2 separate regions of the Mus musculus genome follow, and region 2 is linked to region 1. The links are chromatin contacts, found by POLR2A ChIA-PET in ENCODE. All regions are on one chromosome and are shown on one strand. The core of a region is the stretch at or near the end of the contact, and the rest is flanking DNA. Distances in the headings are between cores, read along the strand shown.

What was found. ChIA-PET counts read pairs that join two places held with the same protein, here RNA polymerase II (POLR2A).
Region 2: POLR2A ChIA-PET joins it to region 1 with 16 read pairs in embryonic stem cell. The contact joins the promoter of 1700023A20Rik here to the promoter of St14 in region 1. POLR2A ChIA-PET finds 5 or more read pairs at or near these places in 2 of 5 experiments (Patski and embryonic stem cell).

What each region holds. Positions count from the first base shown.
Region 1 is chr9:31,129,853-31,133,819 of GRCm38, reverse strand. St14 (suppression of tumorigenicity 14 (colon carcinoma)) reads left to right here and starts at 2,021. Exons shown (of 19, transcript NM_011176.4): 1 at 2,021-2,274. The coding sequence starts at 2,194.
Region 2 is chr9:31,383,700-31,387,666 of GRCm38, reverse strand. It overlaps 1700023A20Rik (RIKEN cDNA 1700023A20 gene), which reads left to right and starts at 1,619. Exons shown (of 1, transcript NR_165167.1): 1 at 1,619-2,664. It overlaps Nfrkb (nuclear factor related to kappa B binding protein), which reads right to left and starts at 1,475. Exons shown (of 26, transcript NM_172766.3): 1 at 1,397-1,475.

The DNA of each region.
Region 1 (3,967 bases), core at 772-3,271:
TGAGAAGGACTGAAGACTATATGCATGTGTGCGTGCCATGAGTGTGTGTGTGTGTGTGTGTGTCATGCTGGATATCAAGTGCATGAATACCATATGAGACTTACTCTACCATTGAGCATCATCTCAGGTTTTGGGTTTTTAAACTGGCTACTCTTGGGGTTCTTTGTTGACAATTTAGAGACAAAAGTACTTAATATCATGTATATTGTTCTTTCTTTATTGAGGCAGGGTTTGCTATGTAGATCAGGCTGGCCCGTGTGTTTGCCACCACACCTGCCTTATATATACTTTATAACGATTAAACCAAACAGATTTAAGATGTTAGCATAAAGTTTACTTTGTCCGGTTGTTGGTCATAGGGATGTCCTAGGCATGCACATAGGGTGTGCATAGCACAGGAGGGTGACTCTTCTGCTGGACTTACGACAGATTTGTGGCATTGCCTGCACTCAAATGACCAGATGGGTGCCTCTCACAGACGAGATACACATTTAGCTTTCTGAGATAAAGGATGGAACTGCAGGAAGTTGAGAAAGAAAATGAGTCATTCTTTTCTCAACAGAATAGCAGGTCCAGAGCCACAAGTCCCTTCTAGTCTTTGCTGCCTCGAATCAGGCTAACTTTCAGTCATTCACTAATTAAAGGGTGTTTGTGCCAGTGGTAATCCAAAGCAGGGAGTTATTTTTCAATATGCTCCATTTGGCTTTGGAATTCTTTGCATGCAGTATAGTGGCAAATTTATTTCCCTGTGCATCACACTCACATAACTTAGACTTGGAAGACTCCGGTCAGTGAGACACAGTAGTGCAATGATAGAGAGACAGAAAGACCCAGTCCTGGCTCACAGGGAGGACGAGTCTGTGTCAGTAGACTCTCTTTGGTCTAATATCACCAGAGTTGTTACATCACTTATCTCCAGAATACATCAGCAGGGGGCTCTGCTTGCTGTAGCTGCTGTGGGACACAGACTCATAGAGATTTATGTTATTTTAAGAAGGGCTGGGTTCTAGGTAGAAACTTGGGGCTTGTTAATTTCAAAGTAGGAGTTCAAAGGAGCAAAATTTCATTTTGCTCATTCTTGTTTCCCAAGAGCTAGGACAGCACATACTATGAGCTCAGGAGTTTTGGTTCACTAATCAAGACTGCAGAATATCAGCAGAGAAATACCCAGGTGGGGAACACCTTTGGTGCCTGTGCTGGGAAGGCACGTATCCTTAAAGAAGGAAAGTGTGGGTCCTGCAGGATGACTGAGCCAGTAAGGGCTCTTACTGCCCAGCCTGATGATTCTCCATCCCTAGAACCCACAAGGTGCAAGGAGAGACCAAGTATCTCGCAAGTTGTTCTCAAACACGCAAATAAACAACGACAACAATAACAACAAATTAAAGGAAGGGAGTGTAGAAAAAAGGGAGGAGGTTGACTAGCGATCTAGTCTAGAGGTCAGAAAGGATTACGAAAATACAGAAAAGACGCTTTTCAAGACGGGATGTGCAGTCAGTATCTGATGCTGCAAATAGTTGGAGAAAGACTCTGGGGACCTGCAATCATTTCTCTGGGCACAGGCCACTGTCAGTGGCTCTGACAGCGAAGAAGAGGCTGCTACTGTCCCCAGGAGGGGACATGACACAGGAGGAAGGCCTGGTCTTAACAACAGCTGGCTACGGTTTTGAAGGGACAATAACGGAGACACAGGCATCTGGTAACATGATTGATTGTAGGGAAAGATCCACGGGAGAGAGATTAAAATTGTATTAAAGATGGTGGAGAGATGGCCAGTATCAAAGGACCGGACTGAAGGGCTGTGCTCCAGGAGAAAGAGCCACCCGTGACAAAGAGGAAGAAAGAGCCAGAACTCTGTGGTGCTCCTTTTCGGGGTTCTGGCGGGAGGGAAAGAGCTTCCTGGGGGCGTGGCGGAAGGCGGGACCGGCCGCAACAGGTGTGCGGGCGCCGGTGCTGGCTGGCTGGAGGGGCGGGGCGACCCTGGAGGCCACACCCTGAAACTACCTGAGCTGGGAGGAAGGATGAGAACTGGAGCCTCCGCCGCGGGCCGGGCGCGCTGGGCCTGCCCCGGAACTTGGCCCGTGCCTCACCTCGTCCCCCTCGTCCCTCGTGTCCCCAACACCCCGCGGGCCATGGTAGACGGCTGCCCGGAGGGACCACGCGTCTGAGACCGGCGATCGGACCGCCAAAACCATGGGTAGCAATCGGGGCCGCAAGGCCGGAGGGGGCTCTCAGGACTTCGGCGCGGGACTCAAGTACAACTCCCGGCTAGAGGTGGGCGAGGGCTGGGGACCCGGGGTCGGGCGTCCACAGTTCTGATCCGCGCGCAGCGTCGCCTGCGCGGGGCCCTCGGTTTCGCCCGAGCTCCGCTCTACGGCTCGTGGGTGGCCGGAGCTCGGGCGCACAGGTGGAATTTCCTGTTCGGTGGGTGCCTGGCCGCTGGTGGCAGGGCGGGGCCGGTCGGACCTCGGTCCCAGACCTGCCTCGCGCTGGGCACTGAGGAGGTGGGAAGCCGTAGGGCCCGGAGGCGTCGGGGTTGGGGCTGGCAGGATCTCCGTGGGGGTCACCATTGCTCTGGGCTATCAATCAGTGCTCCGAGTGGGTGACCTGGGCTATGGCAAGGACAAGTTGGAGACTTGTCTGTCCTTGGCCTCTGCACAAACTCGTTTTAGTCTTCCTGGTCAAAGGCGCTTTGGATCTTTTGTAAGGGTTGAACTCAGAGCAGAGCTTTGTCCACACAGAGTGTGGAGCCCTTGAGAAGGTGGCTGTCTGGGTAGTGGTGAAGCATGTGTCCTGAGCCTTCTGGAAGAAGCCTTTAGTAAGCGGGAAGCAGAAGCCTGAGAAGTCTCTTGAAAGACCTCAGAAGCATTTCACTTTGCTGCACACAGTGGGGGAGGGCGTTAGTTATCCTGAAAGACACACACGGGTCGTGGGGTAGTGGTGGCGCCGTGCTCTGGTGGGACTAGCGGCCAGGCTTTTTTCTGAACCGCAGCTAGAGGCTGGTGAGCGAGGCTTGTTGCTCTGGCAGAGGCAGTTTCCTGGAGCCGAGCCTCCCCTTCCGCCGCTTTTTCATGCACTCCTTCTCTGCTGACTTGGAGAAGACCAGATCTCGGGGGACCGTGAGCTGGGACTTCACTTCTCACCCCTTGTAACAGAGTCCCCGCAACCTGTGCTTCTGCCCTGCAGTGAGATGCCACCTGCTGCCGCCTTCTCCTTCTTTCTGTGATTGGGGTGTTTGCGAGTCCTTAGTAATTGCCTGCTTGGAACTCGTGCCTCCTCCGCAGGTAGCCTGCCGCTTGGTGTTTGACCTTCATCTGTTTTTCTCTCATTTTCGGTTTGCCCTTCCAGACTTCCCTTTCGAAGACGGGTGCTGATATTGAAAGTGGGTCCTCTGGTGACTGAACTCAGTCTCCTGTTTAGGCCACGTATCCCTAGGGTGGGAGCCAGGGTGGGGCTCACCACTCTAGTCCCTGGGCTCCTGATAGATTACTATTCACCAGGAACGCCTCTTTGCCCTCCTCCTAGGTTCTCATTCATCTCCATCACTTGGGTTACGCCTACTCACTTCTGCGGCTTCTTTCTCCTGTGTGGCTGGCTCACTCTGTCTTTTTTCCACTTTGGTTGAACGACCCCGGTATCAGTGCTGGGCCAGGGACTCACTACCCAAAGGGGCTCTCGGGGAGCAATAGGATGTGGTTGGTTCATTTAAGGAACTTAGACTTCCGGTACATGTGAACAGAAAGACACACACACACACACACACACACACACAATTTGACACTCAAGAGAGGAGCCGCAGCTTATTTTCCTCTCTCCAGGAAATCTTCAAGTATGACTTGAATGTTCCAGGCTTGAATGCTCCTGGCTGCGTCCCTTTTACACTTGGGGTCTGATGATCTGCCTTGACACTTTCTCTGACAGGTCTGTGTGGCTGTTGTCTCTTGGGTAGTTTCTGTCACAGAGACTG
Region 2 (3,967 bases), core at 370-2,869, 250 kb before region 1:
CTAAGGCACAGTGAACTGGAACTCACCGCTGTACCTCAGTGGTTCCCAGCCTTCCCAATGCTACGGCCTTCGAGTTGTGGTGACCCACCTCCCAACCATGAAACCGCTTCTGTTGCTACTTCATAGCTGCAATTTTGCTGTTACGACTTGTAATGTAAATATCTGTGTTCTTCAATGGTCTTAGATGATCAGTCTGAAAAGGTCACTCAACCCCCACTCCAAAAGGGTCATGACCCAGCTGCTCTACATGTACTGGACTCTTATCACTATTACTGACAAACAGACCAACAAGCCCACAAAAGTGGGAAGAGCAACCAGATTCTACCCTGGGGCCGTCACTATCTGTGACATCTTACCTCACCAGGTGTCAGGCTCCTTACCTGTAGTTAAGGAGGAGTTGGACCAGGCCCTTCCTACCTTTCTTTTCTCTTAGGATCTTAAAGGGAATCTCCAGCTAAGTGAGCTTACATTAACAGTGAAGATCCTTCCCACTTCCCAAGTTCTCAAATGATAATGGGTAAGTCTGTAATATACCTAGAATGGAAGCTCTTTTCTGCAAAATGATTTCACGTTCTGACAGTATTTCAGATCAAGGAAAGATACGGCGAGTGTTACATGGACACAGCTGTGTGGTCCCCAGGTAACTGTGCGCGCTCATCGTCAGCACACAGAGAATTGAGGACATCCTGCACGCATGTAGCGCCTAAATAACTGAGTGAAAGTGAGAAAGGAGCAAGACACCTGCACGTAACAAAACTTAAAAAAAAGAAAGAAAAAAAGAAAGGAAGGAAGGCCGGCAGGCAGACCGACAGACAGAGGCAACCTGATGCTTAGAATAAACTCCTCTTAGCGTAAGTGGCATAGACAGCGTGCAAAGCCAGTTACCTCATCTGACAGGTGCACAATGTACACAACTCACTCAGAAGCTGCTTCCAATACCGGCGGTTGATTAAGCTACACATAATTATCTAGCGACAACCGCTGCCTTGCCACTTATTCTGCACAAGAACTCAAAATACAAAAACAGGGGCGCTGCTAGCGAGCCGGAACCCCGGAAGCTGCCGATTTCTAAGTGTTGGGGGTGTCCCGGGCTGCTTCGCTAGACCAGGAAGGCCTCTTCTCTGCACCTGGGCTAGCCCACCCTCTAGACCCTCGCGAGCAACCAGCAAGCAAGGACCTCGGACCGCAGCCCCACGTCGCCAGCCCCACCTGCGCGCAGCGCGCCGCGGCCCGCCCCTCCCCCACACGTCCTCCCCCTAACCCTCGCCCACCCGGCAGCCGCACGCCACGCGTGGGGCCCGCCGCGTGCCCACGGCAACGCCCCGCTTCTCCCTTTCTCCCCGCTTCTCCCCTTCCCCCGGCACCCACCAAACCCGACGCCTGGGCCCGCCCTCACCTCAGCAGAGTCCGCGGGTCTCACCCGGGGTTCGTCGGGCCGTGGGCTCCGAAACGCGCTCGCTCCCGCAAGGCGTCTGGGTACGCGCACGTTCCGGGCTCCGGCAGCGGAAGGGGCGGGACCTGTGGGGCGAAACCTAACGGCGGGGCGGAGCGTATTGGGCAGGACGGGCAGGGGCGGAGCCTGTGGCAGCACCTGAACCGCCCCGACGCGTCTGGTGCCACAAGCTACGTCGGTGCGGAGAAGGCACGATCCATTCTGTGCGGGGTTCTCCTGGCTCAGGAGCTTTGGAGGATAGAGCGATGTCGCCTTTTGTCAGCTGCGAAGCAAGAGCACAGTCTGACAGGCACCGTGCTAACCACCACTTCTTGTGTGACAAAATTTTTCCAGGGGATACTCAACACGACAAATCAAAATACCGAGACCACCCAAGTCCAACTTGGTGAACTACTATTGGGATTACTTGCAGGCATATGGGTGAGGGTTTACTTAACAAGAGCAGAAATGACTTAGCTGAAAAACCAAGGCTCACCCCAGCATGAGTGACAACTCACAAAAGCTGGGAACCTGAAACACTGCACAGCCTACAAGCAGCTCAACAGGTTGCAATGAGTCCTTTCCAGGTGCCTCAGTTGGTCTACACCTTTCCAGGCAGCTCAGCTGGTTTCTGCTGCCTCCAGGTAGCTGGTCTGGCCTCAGAGTCGACTTTGTAGCTTTTTCCCCAACTCAGAATCCTCAGTTTAGCGTCCTTCCATCTGAGAAGGTCTCTCAGCTTTTATCGTTTATTCTGGCAGAGAGGAGCCTAAAGAATCTGATCCGTTTCGGGGACTTCCTGAAGCTATTTTGAGTTGCTTAAAGAGCTTTTCTTGAGTTGTTTAAAGAGCTTCCCTGCAGAAGAAAACTGTTAGACACCACCACTCTGTCGGGAAGGCTTTGCTGAGGCCACCAGACAGTGGAGGACCTCTTGCAGTCTTGAAGGTTGGGAAATATAACACAGACTCTAACCCATGTCTCCAAGTCCGCACAACTTGCAGAAAGTGAAAACATCGACAACTTACTCTTATGATTCATCATTACGCCTTCTTTCTCTAAGACCGTCTTATTTAGAATGTCTTCTCAAGTATTCTACAGTTCACCCTCTGGTCCTGCGTGGGTTAGCCACTGTTCCTTCGGTTTAATAAACATGTCAGGGGAGCAGGGCATGCCAGGCATGTCCTTCTCTCAGTGGAAAATAGTGCTTTCCAAATAAAGCCAAATCTTTGCACCCATGCGCACGCGCACACACACCCACTGACTCTATAAGCGTCCTTGGATCAGCGGGGCATGGTGGCGCAAGCCTTTAATCCCAGCACTCGGAAGGTAGGCAGAGGCAGAGAGGCAGAGAGGCAGAGAGGCAGAGAGGCAGAGAGGCAGAGAGGCAGAGAGGCAGAGAGGCAGAGAGGCAGAGAGGCAGAGAGGCAGAGAGGCAGAGAGGCAGAGGCAGGTGGATTTCTGAGTTCAAGGCCAGTCTGGTCTACAAAGTGAGTTCCAGGACAGCCTGGGCTATACAGATAAACCCTGTCTCGAAGAAAACAAAAAACAAACAAAAAAGATGTCCTTGGATCCTGTTGGAATTAGAAACCACCAATTAGAAATGGCAGTGCAGCGTCACTCTGGGTGACCAGACAGGAGAGCATTAAAACATTACAAACTGCCATTTTCATTAGCCCTTGTTCTTAGAGCAGTTTTAGGGTCATACAAAATTTAACAAAGCATAGGTTTACCTCAACCCCCGCCCCCCCCACACACACACATACTCTTCACCCACAAGTGATACATATTTCTTTTTTTTTTTAAGATTTATTTATTTATTATATGTAAGTACACTGTAGTTGTCTTCAGATACACCAGAAGAGGGCATCAGATCTCATTACGGGTGGTTGTGAGCCACCATGTGGTTGCTGAGATTTGAACTTCGGACCTTCGGAAGAGCAGTCGGGTGCCCTTACCCACTGAGCCATCTCACCAGCCCCCCCCCCTTTTTTTTTTAAATAAACTTATTCTTTTTTTTTAAGATTTATTTATTTATTTATTTATTATATGTAAGTACACTGTAGCTGTCTTCAGACACTCCAGAAGAAGGAGTCAGATCTCGTTATGGATGGTTGTGAGCCACCATGTGGTTGCTGGGATTTGAACTCCGGACCTTCGGAAGAGCAGTCGGGTGCTCTTACCCACTGAGCCATCTCACCAGCCCTACATATTTCAAATAACTGACAGATCTATGTAATATTGTTTCACTGTCCACCCAAAAATTAACCTACTCATCCTTACAATTCCCCTCCCCTTCTCCCTCCCACCCACAAACACTGATGTTTTAAGTGTCTCCATCACTTAGCCATCAAACTTGCCACGTTCCTGCTTTAGACCTCCAAGTACTGGCATTATCATGAATGCCGCCACACTTGGCAGAGATTGCATCTTTTTTCCAACTAGATAGTAAATATTATGGTCTGGTTCTGGTAGTAGGGACGGAATGCAGGCACTCTGCCACTGAGCTGCACCCTGAAAGCTTGTATTGTTTAAATATTA